Regions from separate parts of the Homo sapiens genome. Here region 1 is linked to region 2. A link is an interaction called in ENCODE POLR2A ChIA-PET data of the cell type or tissue named here. Cell type or tissue: GM12878. All regions are shown on one strand. Each heading gives the region's core, and the rest is flanking DNA. Links, peaks and the distances in the headings are about the cores only. Region 1 overlaps LOC105369519 (a long non-coding RNA gene). Region 2 has its middle 25 kb from the start of CXCR5.

Region 1 (8,328 bases), core at 264-8,263, 160 kb before region 2:
ATCCCAGAGGGTAAACAGGACATGAGCCTGCAGTGAGGGGAGACAGAGGAGGAGAGAACTCCCTGAAACAAGAGGAGAGGAGGAGCTGGTGGGGAGGACACAGGTAGGGCAGCGGGCAGACCACCAAGGGGCAGGCTTGCTGTTTCGCAGCCTGACCCCCAGCCTGTGTGCCTCATTGCCGCCTCCTCCTCCCAGAGCAGGGCCTACGCCTCAACCAGAGCTTGGAGCAAGACAAGGAAGGCTCCATTTCTCTCCTCCTACTCCTCTACTCAAACCACAGCCATCTGTACATCAGAAACTTTTTTTTTTTTTTTTTTAGCCCTCAGCTGCCTGATGCCCATGGTTGGGGTTTGGGCTGAGTCACCGAGGGCTGCCTGCACACACCAGGGAGGGCTCCTGAGCACCCACTCTCAGGCTTTGCACGTTTCCGAAATTCTGCACACGACAGCAATTTTTGCAGCAAGGGTGTGGAGGGTGCCTGTGGGCCAGTCACCAGCCTGCTGCAGCTGTCCGTGGTTGCCTCTGTCTGCCAGGGCTGCACGACCTCTGGTTTTCACCTCAACCACTGCGGCTTCCTCTCTCCCCGTGGGAACAGGGCATGGGGTGAGGGAGCTACCATGCCCAGACAACTAGGCATCTCCCTGCCAGGCCAGGAGTTCCACTGCCACAGCCCAATACCAGCAAATTCAGATGCAACCAAGTGACCCCAACTCAAGTTACATTCCCTTTCTCCCCCACAGGCTCTGCAGTCCCAGGGATTCGCAGTGTTAGTTGATCTCCGGGGACACTAGTTCCCAAGAGACCCCACTGAAGGCCTGGCTGTACCATCATAGGCTGTGTGCCCTTGGGCAAGAACCTCTACCATTCCTCGTTGCCTGTATATAAATTGAAGGCTTTGCTCTAGGTCAGTGTTGCAAACTCAAATTCCAGTAATAGGAATGTGCAAAATATGTTGGGGATAAGGGAGCCAACAGTGCAAGGGGGAAGTGAGTGTTGGGGACCTAGTCTTGGGGTGACGGGAACTGGGCTGAACCGGAAGCGTATTCCTGTGTAAGGGAGGCCACTGCTCAGAGGGTGGCTGCTATGGGGCTGGGGGATCCTGATTTGTCAAAGGAAGGTGGAAATTTATATTTCAGCTCACACGCTCCTGTTTTTAAAATGTCTCAATGTCTCTAATTCTGACTGTAAATCTAAGAGTGATTCCTGTGTGGGTACGGTTAGGAGGAGTCTGACCTCCACCAAAGGGGCTTTGTGGGCTGGGACTTCGTACTCCTGCAGAGCGCAGGACCGCACCCCTGAATGCAACCTCAGCCTGGAATGTTGACACAATCATTTGGTGTCCCTTTAAATTGGTATCCTATGTACATATTGGTATCTGTAATATGTAGAGATCTCTTACAAGTCTAAAAGGAAGATAGGGCTGGGCACAGTGGCTCATGCCTGTAATCCCAGCACTTTGGGAGGCCGAGGCAGGCGGATCACCTGAAGTCAGAAGTTTGAGACCAGCCTGACCAATATGGTGAAGCCCTAGCCCATAAGGACGCAGCTCTGGGCTGCCCTCGGGGTTGCGTGTACCTGAGTCCCCACCCACATCTCACCACTTAGCTTGTCTGCCCAGTCTTTCTTAACACATTTACAAGCAGATACATCATTGGTGGGAAAACAGAACACTTTAAAATATGGGTTCAGCTTTGATTTCAAGGAGAAGCTGCAAGCTGTGTGAAGGGCTGGGAAGGGCACCACAGGAGACGCAGCTCAGCCTCTTCTTCGTCCTCAGCAACTCAGCTCTGACCCCAAGTTTCACCCCATGCAGCAAGGGCTCTGAGCCCTCCTGGGCCCACCATCCTTAGAAAGCAGCTTAGGGGAGGGAAGTCTTATTGTCCCCACTGCAAATTATTTCTTTGAGGAAAAGCTACTAGTTTCCTTCTCAATGCCTGTTCTCAGGGTATCAGCGTGACCAGCTTTGTTTAAGTTGATTTTCCAGGCTCCCCTACAGTTCAGGGTGGCCAGGGACCCAGTTCTGGCAAATGAGACATAAGTGGACGTCACTGCAAAAGGATCTGAGGCAGGCTCCTAAAAGGGGAGAGACTCAACCGGCTCTGCGTTGAGTCCTTTGCCCTCCCTCTTCCTGCCTTGATGCAGATGAAAGGCTTGGCACTGCAGCAGCCACCTTGTATCCACGAGGCAGTAAACCTCAGCCGACAGCCACCTGCTTCAGATGGCAGCCCAGGAAGGTGAAAAGAGACTGGGTTCTCGATGGCAACTTCGAGTCACGACAGCCTTAGACTTCTGTGATATGAAAAAACAACCCTCATAGTTGTTTAAGCCTCTGGTTTTCAGATTTCTGTCACAGCTGAAGGGAATCTCAAGCAGATCCTTCCTCTGAGCATCTGCTCTCTTCTCAAGGGGCCTTCCGGTCACATGCTTTCCTTCATTCCCATTACATTTCCGTCCAGGTTCTAATGTCCTAGGGATATTGTAGCACGCCTCTGCCTGGCCTAACTTCAACCTCCCTCTGGATGTGAGAGGCAGACCTCACTGTAGGAAGAGGGTGAAGGAAGGGTGTCGAATAATGCATAAGGAACCAAGGACTAATATCCATATATACAGACCCAAACATCAGGTGACACTGAGCGTGTGCATCCACAGCTTCTCACACCTGCCTTGTCTGGTAGACACCAGCTCTGGATCCCCAGACCTCTCACCTGAGCTCTAGGGCAAACGCTTCCCGACATCCCCCGTGGCGGGCAGCGAGGCCGGGATGGTGTGGAGCTGCGCACTTCCAGCTTCTGGGATGCAAGGCCCTGTCACCACTCGATTTCCAGGTGTCTGCTTCACAGTGATCTGTTAAACTGCCATATGTGTTTTATGCACCTTCCTGGGTTGTGCTACAGCTGATAATAAAATCATTTGAGAATTTTGTGTTGTTGTTGTTTGAGACAGAGTCTCGCCCTGTCTCCCAGGCTGGAGTACAGTGGCGTGATCTGGGCTCACTGCAACCTCCACCTCCCGGGTTCAAGCGATTCTCCTGCCTCAGCCTCCCGAGTAGCTGGGACTATAGGCATGCGCCATGACACCCGGCTAATTTCTGTATTTTTAGTAGAGATGGCGTTTCACCATGTTGGCCAGGCTGGTCTTGAACTCCTGACCACAGGTGATCCACCCACCTTGGCCTCCCAAAGTGCTGGGATTACAGGTGTGAGCCACCGCGCCCGGACATTTTTGAGAATTTTTAAAAAGAGTCTATCAGAACCGAGCTCGGTGGCTTATATCTGTACTCCCAGCACTTTAGGAGGCCTACCTAGGTGGGTGGATCATCTGAGGTCAGGAGTTTGAAACCATCTTGGCCAACATGGTGAAACCCCGTCTCTACTAAAAATACAAAAATTAGCCGGCTGTGGTGGCGGGTGCCTGTAGTCCCAGCTACTGGGGAGGTTGAGGCAACAGAGCGAGACTCTGTCTTAAAAAAAAAAAAAAAGTTCACCACCATGCTTGGTTTGGCCCCATTTGGACGGGAGGGGAGAGCAGTGAAGCAGCCGGCACGTGAGGTGGCCTCCCGGGGCAGCAGAGCTGGCAGGGCAGGGCGGGCCAGGCCGGAGGGCTCTGACTGATCCTTGGAGCTCTAATAGGAAGCTGCACACCCATTCACTCTCTTAGAATAGCTGTGCACCTGCAGATAACCAGTTTCTGTTGTGGTGAGTGGTAGTTAAATAAATAAATAAGCAGGCAAAGAACAGGCTTGTCCTTACTGTGACAGTCATTTGCTGCTGTGAAACTACTATGGTCTAACACCTCCCACTCACTTTCCTCAATCAGTGCTGCCTGCAATGGCAGGAACTCGGGGCCAAAAGAGCACCTGCCCTAGCTCAGAGCTCGGGCCTGCCCACCCCACCACCCCACCCCCTGGGACCACCTGACTTTGACCTCTGAGACCACATTTGGCTTGCATGCAGGCAAGTTATATGACTTCTCTGAGCCTCAGTTTCTTCTTTGGCAAAGTGGGGATAGTAACAGCTCTCTTCAAAAGCCATTGTAAGAGTTGGAAATGATAAGCCGGGCGCGGTGGCTCATACCTGTAATCCCAGCAGTTTGGGAGGCCAAGGCGTGTGGATCACCTGACCTCAGGAGTTTCAAGACCAACCTGACCAACATGGTGAAACCCCGTCTCTACTAAAAATACAAAACTAGCCAGCACGGTGGCTTATGCCTGTAATCCCAGCATTTTGGGAGGCTGAGGTGGGTGGATCACCTGACCTCAGGAGTTCTGAGACCAGCCTGACCAACATGGTGAAACCCCGTCTCTACTAAAAATACAAAATTAGCAGGGCATGGTGGCACATGCCTGTAATCCCAGCTATTTGGGAGGCTGAGGCAGGAGAATTGCTTGAACCTGGGAGGTGGAGGTTGTAGTGAGCTGAGATCACGCCATTGCACTCTAGCCTGGGGAATAAGAGTGAAACTCCATCTCAAAAAAAAGAAAAAAGGTCGGAAATGATGTATTTTAGCCGCGCAGATAGTCAGCCATACGCCTGTTTCACTTATGGGTAGAAACACTGCAGTTGACTTCATTTCAGCAGCTGAGGGGCCCAGAGGACTGTGTCCTCTGCCTCACTGTGCAGGCCTCAGTCATGTTCCTGGCAAATATTCCAGAAGGCTCAGAGGAGGCGTGTTGAGAGTGTTGTCAGCCAATCACCACAAAGCTGCTCCTTCAGGAGCCTTCTCACTCTGAACCTCACATAACACAAGCCTGTGGCTGGAGGGAGGGTGGCAGGGGCCTACCTGGGCATTACTTCCACGCTTGCAGCCTCAGGGTAACCCTGGTGGTCAGATAAGCAAAGATCAGCCTCAAAGCAGCAAATAGGACCATGTCCTCTGGGGCCTTACCATGGTCCGCATGCAGTCCAGGCTTGGCTTCACCATTTGCATGAGAGCTCAGAGGACACCCATGGCCACAGAGGCTTAGCTCAGCCAGGGGAATGGAGACAGTCAGTAACATGGAGGTGAGATCATAGCAAACACCTTCATCTCCGGTTCAAGGGGGAAGGGGTCACCTGCTGGGGAAGGAGGAGGCTCTGGCAGGTGACGCTGAGCTGGAACGTCGACCACCTTCCTCACGGCCTTGGCAGTGAATTCCAGATGCCCAGACCTCTGCAAACAACTTCCAGCAAATGCAGCGAGGACAGCAGGGCACCTACTGTTGACTCAAAAAGACACTTCCAGGTTTCCCCAGAAAAGGCAGCCTTTGCTGCTGCAGCCCCTGCGGATGACGGCTTGTTTAATAGCTCAGATTCCCCAGGCAGTTTCTCCACCCTCCGCTGCTGGGATTCTTGCAATGGCGATGTGGTGGGTCGGCCTGGAGAGGGTGGGTCAGGAAGGATCTTCTGACTTGGAGACTTCCAGGGGAGACAACACCACACACAAGGCCCTGCTCCAGACTTGGCAAGGATGATGCCAAATACGCGGAGGCAGCTGCAGGAGGAGCTTGTTCCCAGGATAAAGAGGTGGTCAGCTGGCCAGGTACAGTGGCTCATGCCTGTAATCCCAGCACTTTAGGAGGCTGAGGTGGGCGGATCACCTGAGGTTGGGAGTTCGAGACCAGCCTGCCTAACATGGAGAAACCCTGTCTCTACTAAAAATACAAACAATTAGCTGGGCGTGGTGGCAGGCGCCTGTAATCCCAGCTACTCAGGAGGCTGAGGCAGGAGAATCACTTGAACCCGGGAGGTGGAGGTTGCAGTGACCCGATACGGTGCCATTGCACTTCAGCCTGGGCAACAAGAGCGAAACTCCGTCTCAAAAAAAAAAAAAAGAAAGAAAAACAAGCTGGGTGCAATGGCTCACGTCTGTAATCCCAGCACTTTGGGAGGCCAAGGCAGGTGGATCACCTGAGGTCGGAAGTTCGAGACCAGCCTGACCAACATGGAGAAACCCTGTCTCTACTAAAAATACAAAATTAGCCAGGCGTAATGGCGCATGCCTGTAATCACAGCTACTTGGGAGGCTGAGGCAGGAGAATTGCTTGAACGCAGGAGGCGGAGGTTGCGGTGAGCAGAGGTCATGCCATTGCGCTCCAGCCTGGGCAACAACAGTGAAACTCCACCTCAAAAAGAAAAAGAAAAGAAAAGTCTACAGTATAATGGTAAGAAATGTAAGCGTGTCAGATTCTGTTTTTAGAACGGAAGCATAACAGATCCACCGAAAGCATCCTGTGTTTGGTGTTCCCTTTCCTACCTGGGTTCCTCGCCCACCCAGGCATGACTGCGCTCCTGAATGTATGGTGTATCAGTCCCCTGCATGCTTTTATACCTCTGCTGTTCATGCGTGGATCTGCTAGGGTTGCTTGGCATGTTTTTTTGTTGTGGTAAAATATACATGGCATAAAATTTTCTATCTTAACCACTTTTAAGTGTACATTTCAGGGACATTAAGAACATTCACTTTTTTTTTTTTTTTTTTTGGAAACAGAGTCTTGCTCTGTCAACCAGGCTGAAGTCCAGTGACGCAATCTTGACTCATTGCAACCTCGGCCTCCCAGGTTCAAGTGATTCTCCTGCCTCAGCCTTCTGAGTAGCTGGGATTACAGGTGCCTGCTACCACGCCCACCTAATTTTTGTATTTTTAGTAGAGATGGGGTTTCACCATGTTGGCCAGGCTGGTCTCGAACTCCTGACCTCAGGTGATCTGTCCACCTTGGCCTCCAAAAGTGTTGGGATTACAGGCGTGAGCCACCGCACCTAGCCCTTTTTGTTTCTCTTCACTTTTGTCCTACTCCTGTCAAATTTTTCTTTTTTTTTTTTTGAGACAGAGTCTCGCTTTGTCGCCCAGGCTGGAGTGCAGTGGCGCAATCTTGGCTCACTGCAACCTCTACCTCCTGGGTTCAAGCAGTTCTCCTGCCTCAGCCTCCCCAGTAGCTGGGATTACAGGTGCCTGCCACCATACCCGGCTAATTTTTGTATTTTTAGTAGAAACAGGGTTTTGCTATGTTGGCCAGGCTGGTCTCGAGCTCCTGATCTCAGGTAGTCTGCCCCCCTCAGCCTCCAAAAGTGCTAGGATTACCAGTGTGAGCCACCGCACCCGGCCTCAAATTTATTGATTCTCTTACTGCTCGAACCCAGGAGGTGGAGGTTGCAGTGAGCCAAGATTGTGCCACTGCACTCCAGCCTGGGTGACAGAGCGAGACTCAGTCTCAAGAAAAAAAAATGTATTGAGTCTCTTTTATTACTTTTTCTAGTTTTATTTCTTTATTTGTTTATTGTTCATACATTTGTTTGTTTGTTTGTTTGGGCTTGGAAGTGATGGATTTCATTCCTAGTCTCTCATGCTTCCCTCCATCCACATTTTTCACATGCGCACTGAATTACAGAATCTAAAGCTAATCAGAAATTGTCCCCTGCAGGAGGAAAGGCACTCTTTAGCTCTGATCACACCTTCTGTCTTACAGACTGTCACTCGGCATCACAGGCTGACTTTGTTTTCATGCCTCCAACCAATCATCGTCATTGCTGCTGTGGTTCCCACCATCAGTGCTTCTGTGGACTTACCCACATGTTTACCAGTTTCTTTGCTCTTCATTGCTTTCATTGCCCTCTCACTCCTTTTGAGGTCAATTTCCTTTCTCTTAACAAAAATGTATTAGCAGCTCTCTTGCTGATGGTACTTTAGGATAAACTCTTTCAAAAGTCTTCCTCTGAAAAGACCTTGTTTTAATTTTTAAATTTTGTTTTGTTTTAGAAAATTTTCATGTGGAGCCTCCCATTGATGAAAAAATCTCCATTTCACTTTTACTCGTTGTGGTGCATTATCAACAAAGATGGCCACCAACAGTTTTGTTCATCCCTGTAATGTCACTCCTCCCATCAAGAAGTGGAATGTGGCCGGGCGCAGTGGCTCACACCTGTAATCACACCACTTTGGGAGGCCAAAGTCGGCAGATCACATGAGGTCAGGAATTTGAGAGCAGCCTAGTCAACATGGTGAAACCCCATCTCTACTGCAAATGCAAAAATTAGCTGGGCTACTCAGAAGGCTGAGGCAGGAGAATTGCTTGAACTCGGGAGGCGGAGGTTGCAGTGAGCTAAGATTGCACCACTGCACTCCAGTCTAGCTGACAGAGCTAGTCTCCTCTCAGAAAAAAAAAAAAAAAAAGAAGTGAAATTTATTTCCTTTCGCCCCTCCCCTTAAATCTGGGCCAGCCTTGTGACTCACTTTGACTAGTAGAAGGTGGAAGTGATATTATGCCAGGTCCAGACTTAGGCCTTAGGAGGCCTGGCAGTTTCCATTTTCACCCTCTTGGGATCCAGCCACTATGAAACCAAGTTCACCTGCTTT
Region 2 (8,328 bases), core at 146-8,145:
ATCCCCTGGATTCCCCAAGAAGAAGAACCCGGCCCAAGACCTCCATGCAGCCAAGCCTGTCTCTACCAAAAGCCAAAGCTTGGGCGAGAATACAGATGGAGGCTCATAGACCATATACCTGATAGTTACAAGTTATAAAGAGACTATTAGACCAAATATGGTTTATCCTCCTGTGATATTCTGAAATATATATTTGGTCTTTATCACCATTTCCCAGCATACAACTCCTAAAATCCTGGGAATCTACAAAGTGCTGTGTTTTGTTTTTTGCTTTTTTGTTTTGCTTTTTCTTTTGTGAGACGGAGTCTCCCTCTGTTACCCAGGCTGGAGTGCAATGGCACAATCTCACTCAACGTCCACCTCCCGGATTCAGATGACTCTCCTGCCTCAGCCTCCCGAGTAACTGAGATTACAGGTGCCCGCCTGTCACCAACATGGTGAAATCCCGTCTCTACTAAAAATACAAAAATTAGCTGGGCGTGGTGGTGTGCCTGTAATCTCAGCTACTCGGGAAGCTGAGGCCGGAGAGTCCCTTGAACCTGGGAAGCGGAGGTTGCAGTGAGCCGAGATCACGCCACTGCACTCCAGTCTGGGTGACAAGAGCAAAACTCCATCTTGGAAAATAAAAAATAAAAAAAGAACTAGGAAGCCAGCTGGAATTTAGAATTCTTGGACTCCTCAGTTTCTCCTCGGAATGTGGAAGTGCAGAGAGGTCTGGCCTGTCACAGTCAAGTCCCGCTCTTCCATTCTGTAACCGCCCAAGGGGTTCACCTTGCCTGCTGCCAATTAATCAGAGCTCTTTTATGTATAAACATCACACACACACACAACACATATAAATACAGACAGACAGAAGATTCAGCACTTGTAAGATTTTTCATTTGCCAGTTTCTTAATTGGATTACTGAGAGTGATTTAATTTATACTTCAAAAAGATTACTCTTGGCCGGGCATGGTAGCTCATGACTGCAATCTCGGCACTTTGGGAGGCCGAGGAAGGAGCATCGCTTGAGACCAGGAGTTTGAGACTAGCCTGGCCAACATAGTGAGACCCTGTCTCAAAAAAAAAAAAAAAAAAAAAGATGACTCTGGCTGCTGTGAGCAGAAAGGATTGTGGGGTGCACAGTGGAAGCAGGGAGACTAGCTGGGAGGTAGGGGCAGCAGTCCCAGAGTGAGAGAATGATGGTCTGGACTAAGATCAGGGCTAAGATCAGGTCTGGACTAAGATCTCCCTGTGGCCAGGGAGAAAGTGCACGAATGGAGGCAGCATCTGCGGGACTTGCTGTTGGGTTCCATGTGGGCGAATATGAGGAAGAAAGAGATGTCAAGAATAACTGGCCTCTTCTCTCCAGTGATGACCACATCCTGTCTGTCATAGCTGCCTTTGCCATATGTGGTCCCTATAACATATTTAAAATGTTGGTGTTCTCAAATTTGTTGATGTTTGCCTTTGTTATTTTTTTCATTATTTTTAAAATCTCAAGTCATTTCTCATTTCAAAACCTCCTATTATTTGGCCGGCTCAGTGGGTCATGCCTGTAATCCCAGCACTTTGGGAGGCGGAGGCGGGCAGATCACTTGAGGTCAGGAGTTCGAGACCAGCCTGGCCAACATGGTGAAACCCCGTCTCTACTAAAAATAAAAAAATTAGCCAGGTGTGGTGGTGCATGCCTATAATCCAAGATACTCGGGAAGCTGAGGCAGGAGAATAGCTTGAACCCGGGAGGCGGAGGTTGCAGTGAGCCGATGGTGCTACTGTACTGTATGGGTGACATACAGAGCAAGACTCTGTCTCAAAAATAAATAAATAAATAAACTCTCATATTATTTACCTATAATTTTTTCTTTTTTTAAATTAAAAATTAATTTTGGTATAAGAAATATTCTTCAAACTACTGGTAGCTATTCACTAGTGAGTTATTAGATCAATTTACTGGGCAGACACCAGAATTTTCTTTTTAATAATATAGGAATAGAATAGAATAGAATAGAATAGATCAGAGTCCATCTGACATAATAAGGATAAATATTGCTTTATAAACTTTTGTTTTAATTATTAATTTATATTCAGGCGAGATGTTCCACATATTTCTTACTGTGGGTCATAGTCCAAAAAGGTTTAAAAGCCTCTTTATAAAATGAAATAATAAAATCTGGTTATTTTAGTCCAAAACTGTAAGCAATTTTCCCAGTATTATTGAAAGACTAGTCTTCTCTTTCACCACTGATTTATGAGTCCTTCTTTAGCATGTATTACATTTTGGGGTTTTTTTGAGACAGAGTCTCACTTTATACCCCAGGCTGGAGTGCAGTGGCACAATCTTAGCTCACTGCAGCCTCAACCTCCCAGGCTTAAGCTGGGACTACAGGCACGTGCCACCATGCCTGGCTAATTTTTGTATTTTTTGTACAGATGGGGTTTCGCGACGTTGCCCAGGCTGGCCTGGGACTCCTGAGCTCACGTCATTCTCCCACCTGGGCCTCCTAAAGTGCTGGGATTACAGGTGTAAGCCACCATGCCCAGCCATGTGTATGAAATTCTAATACAACATACACTTTTTAAGCACTTCCTGTATGCCCTATATATGTTAGGCATGGGGAAAATGACACAATGGTGAGTACAAACATAGACTTTCTCTGCACTCCTGGAGCTTATGGAAATGCTGAGGTCTGTTTCTGGGTTATCTGTTCTGTTCCATTGGTCTTTCTACAGATTTTTGCCCAGTGGTGCAGTTGTTATCACTGTAATCGTCATTTGTTGAACAACTGTTATGGGCCAGGCATTCTGCTGAGTGTTTGACATATACTATTTCCTTTAATACTCATAAGGATGCTGTAAATGATATTCTTACTCCCATTTTACAGGAGGAAGAAACAGAGGCTACGAGATGTTAGGAAGGTTTCCCAAGATGGCAGCCTTAGTCTGCTCGGGCTGCCATACAAAATACTACAGACTGAGTGGCTTGTACAACAGAAATTTATCAATATCTTCTCACAGTTCTAGAGGCTGGAAGGTTCTGGCAGGGTTCAGCTTTGGGCAAGGGCTTTCTCCCTGGTTTGTAGATGGCCACCTTCTCGCTGTGTCTTCATGAAGTGCCCTTTCCTTTGTGCTGGGCAGGGGGTGGGGAAAGGAGACGGGGAGGAGAAGGGGAGGGCCTCAACATATGAATCTGAGGGGACACCATGCAGTCCATAGCAGTGACATGTTCAGGAAGTGGCAAAGTCAGATTCAAACCCAATTTTCTTCTTTTTTTTTTTTGAGACGGAGTCTTACTCTGTCGCCCTGGTTGGAGTGCAGTGGTGCAATCTTGGCTCACTGCCAGCTCTGCCTCCCAGGTTCACGCCATTCTCCTGCCTCAGCCTCCCGAGTAGCTGTGACTACAGGTGCCCACCACCACGCCGGGCTAATTTTTTTTTTTGTAATTTTTTTAGTAGAGGCGGGGTTTCACCATGTTAGCCAGGATGGTCTCGATCTCCTGACCTCGTGATCAGCCCACCACGGGCTCCCAAAGTGCTGGGATTACAGGCGTGAGCCACTGCACCTGGCCTAAACCCAGATTCTCTTTCTCCAGAACCTGAATTCCTCTTAACATCATTTCTTTTCTTTTTTTTTTTTTGAGTTGGAGTCTTTTTTTTTTTTTTTTTTTTTGAAACGGAGTCTCACTCTGTCGCCCGGCTGGAGTTCAGTGGCACAATCTCAGTTCACTGCAACCTCCATCTCCTGGGTTCAAGCGATTCTCCTGCCTTGGCCTCCTGAGTAGCTGGGATTACAGGCGTGCGCCACCACGCCTGGCTAATTTTTGTATTTTTAGTAGAGATGGGGTTTCACCATGTTGGTCAGGCTGGTCTCGAACTCCTGACCTCATGATCCGCCCGCCTCAGCCTCCCAAAGTGCTGGGATTACAGGTGTGAGCCACTGCGCCCAGCCATGAGATGGAGTCTTGCTCTGTTGTCCAGGCTGGAGTTCAGTGGTGCAATCGCAGCTCACTGGAACCCCCATCTCCTGGATTCAAGCAATTCTCCTGCCTCAGCCTCCCGAGTAGTTGGAATAACAGGTGTGCACCACCATGCCTGGCTTTTTTTTTTTTTTTTTTTTTTTTTTTGTATTTTTAGTAGAGACAGGGGTTTTATCATGTTGGCCAGGCTGGTCTCAGACTCCTGATTTCAGGTGATCTGCCCACCTCGGCCTCCCAAAGTGCTGGGATTATAGGTGTGAGCCACTACACACAGCTTAACATAATATCTAATAGGGGAAATCCTACCTTATTGTATTTATTTTCCAAAAGAAAAAAAACTCTATTCTTGTCTGTTTATTTTATAATTTTTTTTTTTAGAGTCAGGTTCTTGCTCTGTCACCCAGGCTGGAGTGCAGTGGCGCTATCATAGCTCACTGCAGCCTCAAACTCCTGGGCTCGAGCAATCCTCCTCATTCAGCCTCCTGAGAAGCTAGGACTATAGGCGTGCACCCATCAAGCCCGGCAAATTTTTAACAATTTTTTGTAGAAATGGAGTCTTGCTATGTTGCCTAGGCTGGTCTTGAACTCCTGGCCTCAAGGGATCCTCCTGTCTTGGCTTCCCAAAGTGCTGAGATTACAGATGTGAGCCACCATGCCCAGCCAATTTATTCTCTCAAATTAACTTCAAAAATCAATTTGACCTACACACACCCCACAATATGTACCAATATGTACCATCATGATATATCAATTTTGAAAAATATAGAGAAAAAGAAAAATGACAGTAGAAAAAAAAATCACTTTGATCCATTTCATGCGAGTGAGAATTGTCATCTTCCCCCCACTGAGTATTCCCATCCAGAAACACGCTATGTGCTGTCTCTCGGGGAAGTGGTATGGATTTCCTCTTATAGGTTTCACACACATTTCTTGCCACAGATTTTCTGAGCTCATAGTTTTTTAGTTTAGTGTTTCTCAGACCGTAATGTGCATACAATCACCTAGGGATCACTTTAAATGCAGTCTCTGATTCAGTAGGACCAGGGTGGAGCCTAGGATTCCAGTTTTAACAAGCTGTCAGTGACAGATCCAATGCTGATCTGTGGGCCACGCTGTGAACCACAAGGTTCTAGTTGTGCCATTGTGTGTGGAATAGTTTAGTCTCAGATCTCAGAACTGGCTAGTGGGATTATCTAGACAAGCTAATAACTTTTATTTAGCCAGTTTTACATACAGTTCCCTTTCTGAACCCAGGAGGTTTGTTTGTTGCTGTGGAGACTAGCTATGGTTAACAAGGGTTGGAAGAGAGTTTGGGGACAGGAAACCATCATGGTGGTACTAAAAGAGGACCAGTGGGGGGCTGGGCGCGGTGGCTCATGCCTGTAATCCCAGCACTTTGGGAGGCCAAGGCAGGTGTATCACGAGGTCAGGAGTTCGAGACCAGCCTGGCCAACACGGCGAAACCCCGTCTCTACTAAAAATACAAAAATTATCCAGGCGTAGTGGCGGGCACCTGGAATCCCAGATACTCGGGAGACTGAGGCAGGAGAATCACTTGAACCCAGGAGGAGGAGGTTGCAGTGAGCTGAGATTGCACCAGCACTGCACTCCAGCCTGGGCGACAGAGCAAGACTCCGTCTCAAGAAAAAAAAAAAAAAAAAGGACCTGTGATGTCCTTGCCTTTAATTAAATTAAATAATTTAATTTAATTTAAACCAGGCCCAGTTGCCTGGCAGCAGCCCTTACCCCTTGCAATGTCATCCTATTCCATGACCAAGACTCAGACCCCATGAATCCCAGAGCTTGACAGAGTAGGTGCTCAATAAATACTTGCTGGATGAAGGAATCTAGGGCAACCCCCCTACCCCCAACTCTTGTTGCAGATAAGGAAACTGAAGCCCCAAGAGTGGAAGTAACTCGGAGCTGTTACTAGCATGGCTGGAATAAGAACCCAGGTTCTCTGCCTTCTGTTCAGAGTTCCACTTTGTGCTGGCCCTGAGAAAGACATCAGGGAAGCACAGTGCATTAGAGCTGAGAGACCTTCAAGATCATCTAGCCCAGGGCTTCTTATTGAAGGGTGTTTTAGAGCCACCGTATACATGCCTGGGTCTCACCCCTGAAGAGTCTGATTCAATAGGTCTGTGGTGGGCACTGTAGGCTTTAAACAGTGCCCAGGTAGGTAGTTCAGATTCACAGCCAAGCTTCGGAACCAGTGTCCTGACCCAATCCTCTTGTTTTGCTGAAGGAGAAACTAAACTGGCAAGGAAAGCAAGTTGCTGTTGGCTACAGAGAACCATTCCACAGAACACCCTTAAGACCTGTGCTTTCAGAAGTCAGGAATCATGTCCAGTCATGGAATTCTTGCCCAGGAGAGGAGGAAGAAGCAGGGGAGCAGGAACTGACACTGACTTAGCACCTCGATCTGGTATCCCATTTCTCCAATAACAGTGACAAGCCAGAAAATTTGTCTTGTGTGTAGGTAGGAAAGGTAGTTGATTAAGGGTGGTGATTTGAGAGATGCGGGAGGTTTTTATCCCCATCTTTTTTTTTTTTTTTTGAGATGGAGTCTTTGCTCTGTCACCCAGGCTGGAGTGCAGTGGCGCGATCTCAGCTCACTGCAAGCTCCGCCTCCCAGGTTCACACCATTCTCCTGCCTCAGCCTCCCAAGTAGCTGGGACTACAGGCGCCCGCCACCACGCCCGGCTAATTTTTTGTATTTTTAGTAGAGACGGGGTTTCACCGTGTTAGCCAGGATGGTCTCGATCTCCTGACCTTGTAATCCACCCGCCTTGGCCTCCCAAAGTGCTGGGATTACAGGCATGAACCACTGCGCCCGGCCTTTTTTAAAAAAAATTTCTAGAGGCAGGGTCTCGCTATATTGCCCAGACTGGACTCTAGCTCCTGGGCTTAAGCCATCCTTCCCCACTCAGCCTCCCAGGCAGTTTAGACTACAGGTACACCCATCATTTAAATGTTGCATAGAGGCTGAGTGCAGTGGCTCACACCTATAATCCCAGCACTTTGGGAGGCCAAGGCAGGCAGATTGCCTGAGGTCAGGAGTTCGAGACCAACCTAGCCAACATGGTGAAACCCCGTCTCTACTAAAAACACACACAAAAAATTACCCAGGCATGGTGGTGGGCACCTGTAATCCCAGCTACTCAGGAGGCTGAAGCAGGAGAATTACTTGAACCTGGGAGGCGGAGGTTGCAGTGAGCTGAGGTCACGCCACTGCACTCCATCCTGGGTAACAGAGTGAGACTCCGTCTCAAAAAAACCAAAAACAAAAAATTAGCCGGGCGTGGTGGCAGGTGCCTGTAATCCCAGCTACTCAGGAGGCTGAAGCAGGATAATTACTTGAACCCAGGAGGTGGAGGTTGCAGTGAGTCGAGATTGCACCATTGCACTCCAGCCTGGGCAACGAGAGTGAAACTCTGTCTCAGAAATAAAGAAAATAAAAACTAAACGTTGCACAGATCATACAGCAGAGTAATTAAAAATGCAGAGATCTGGCCGAGTTTGGTGGCTCACGCCTGTAATCCCAGCACTTTAGGAGGCCAAGATGGTGCCATTGCACTCCAGCCTGGGCAACGAGAGTGAAACTCCGTCTCAAAAAAAACAAAAATGCAGAGATCTCTTAAAACAAAGAACCAGTGAGAGAGTTTATATCCCAGCTCTGCCACCGACCACCAATATTAACAAATTATTTAACCTAAAACTCAATTTCTCTACTTGCAAAGTATGCCATTTAACAGAGCCAACCTGTTATAGCCTAGAGGTGAAATATACAATGGTTTGAGCCAGACTGGCTGGTTCAGATCCCAGTTCTGCTACTTATTGGCTGCATGACTTTGGGCAAGTTACTTAACCTCTTTTTGCCTCAATTTCATCACTTTTTTTTTTTTTTTTTTGAGATGGATACTCACTCTGTCGCTAGGCTGGATTGCAGTGGTGCAATCTCGGCTCACTGCAAGCTCCGCCTCCCAGGTTCACACCATTCTCCTGCCTCAGCCTCCCGAGTAGCTGGGACTACAGGCTTGCGCCACCATGCCCAGCTAATTTTTATATTTTTAGTAGAGATGGGGTTTCGTCATGTTGGCCAGGCTGGTCTTGAACTCCTGACCTCAGGCGATCTGCCCACCTTGGCCTCCCAAAGTGCTGGGACTACAGGTGTGAGCCGCCGTGCCTGGCCCATCACTAATTAAATGGTGACACTACAGTAATAACAATTTCCTCAGAAGATTATTGTGAGGATTAAATGAATTCATATAGTTCCCTAACCTCTGAACCTTGGGGTGCCCAGGGCCACAATCCTTAATCCCTTCTCTGCCTACACTCACTTCCTTGGCTTTAAATACCATTTAGGGTCAGG

The links. Peaks named below come from ENCODE experiments on the same cell type or tissue, not always from the same donor. Only the 100,000 strongest peaks of a DNase experiment are listed, where the experiment ranks them.
Region 1: POLR2A ChIA-PET joins it to region 2 with 6 read pairs; 9 of 35 experiments call an interaction of 5 or more read pairs at or near these places.

Annotation. Positions count from the first base shown.
Region 1 is chr11:118,692,212-118,700,539 of GRCh38, forward strand. It overlaps LOC105369519 (a long non-coding RNA gene), which reads left to right. Exons shown (of 4, transcript XR_007062909.1): 2 at 741-904. Among named protein-coding and RNA genes, the nearest start is that of TREH, 17 kb to the left of the region's middle. RefSeq lists an enhancer at 38-297. In GM12878, for the core only: no CTCF peak of the experiment used is centred there; DNase peaks (open chromatin) are centred at 460 and 3,730; H3K4me3 peaks cover 593 bases; H3K27ac peaks cover 2,174 bases.
Region 2 is chr11:118,855,187-118,863,514 of GRCh38, forward strand. No RefSeq gene overlaps it. Among named protein-coding and RNA genes, the nearest start is that of CXCR5, 25 kb to the right of the region's middle. RefSeq lists an enhancer at 1,239-1,328. In GM12878, for the core only: no CTCF peak of the experiment used is centred there; no DNase peak of the experiment used is centred there; H3K27me3 peaks cover 143 bases.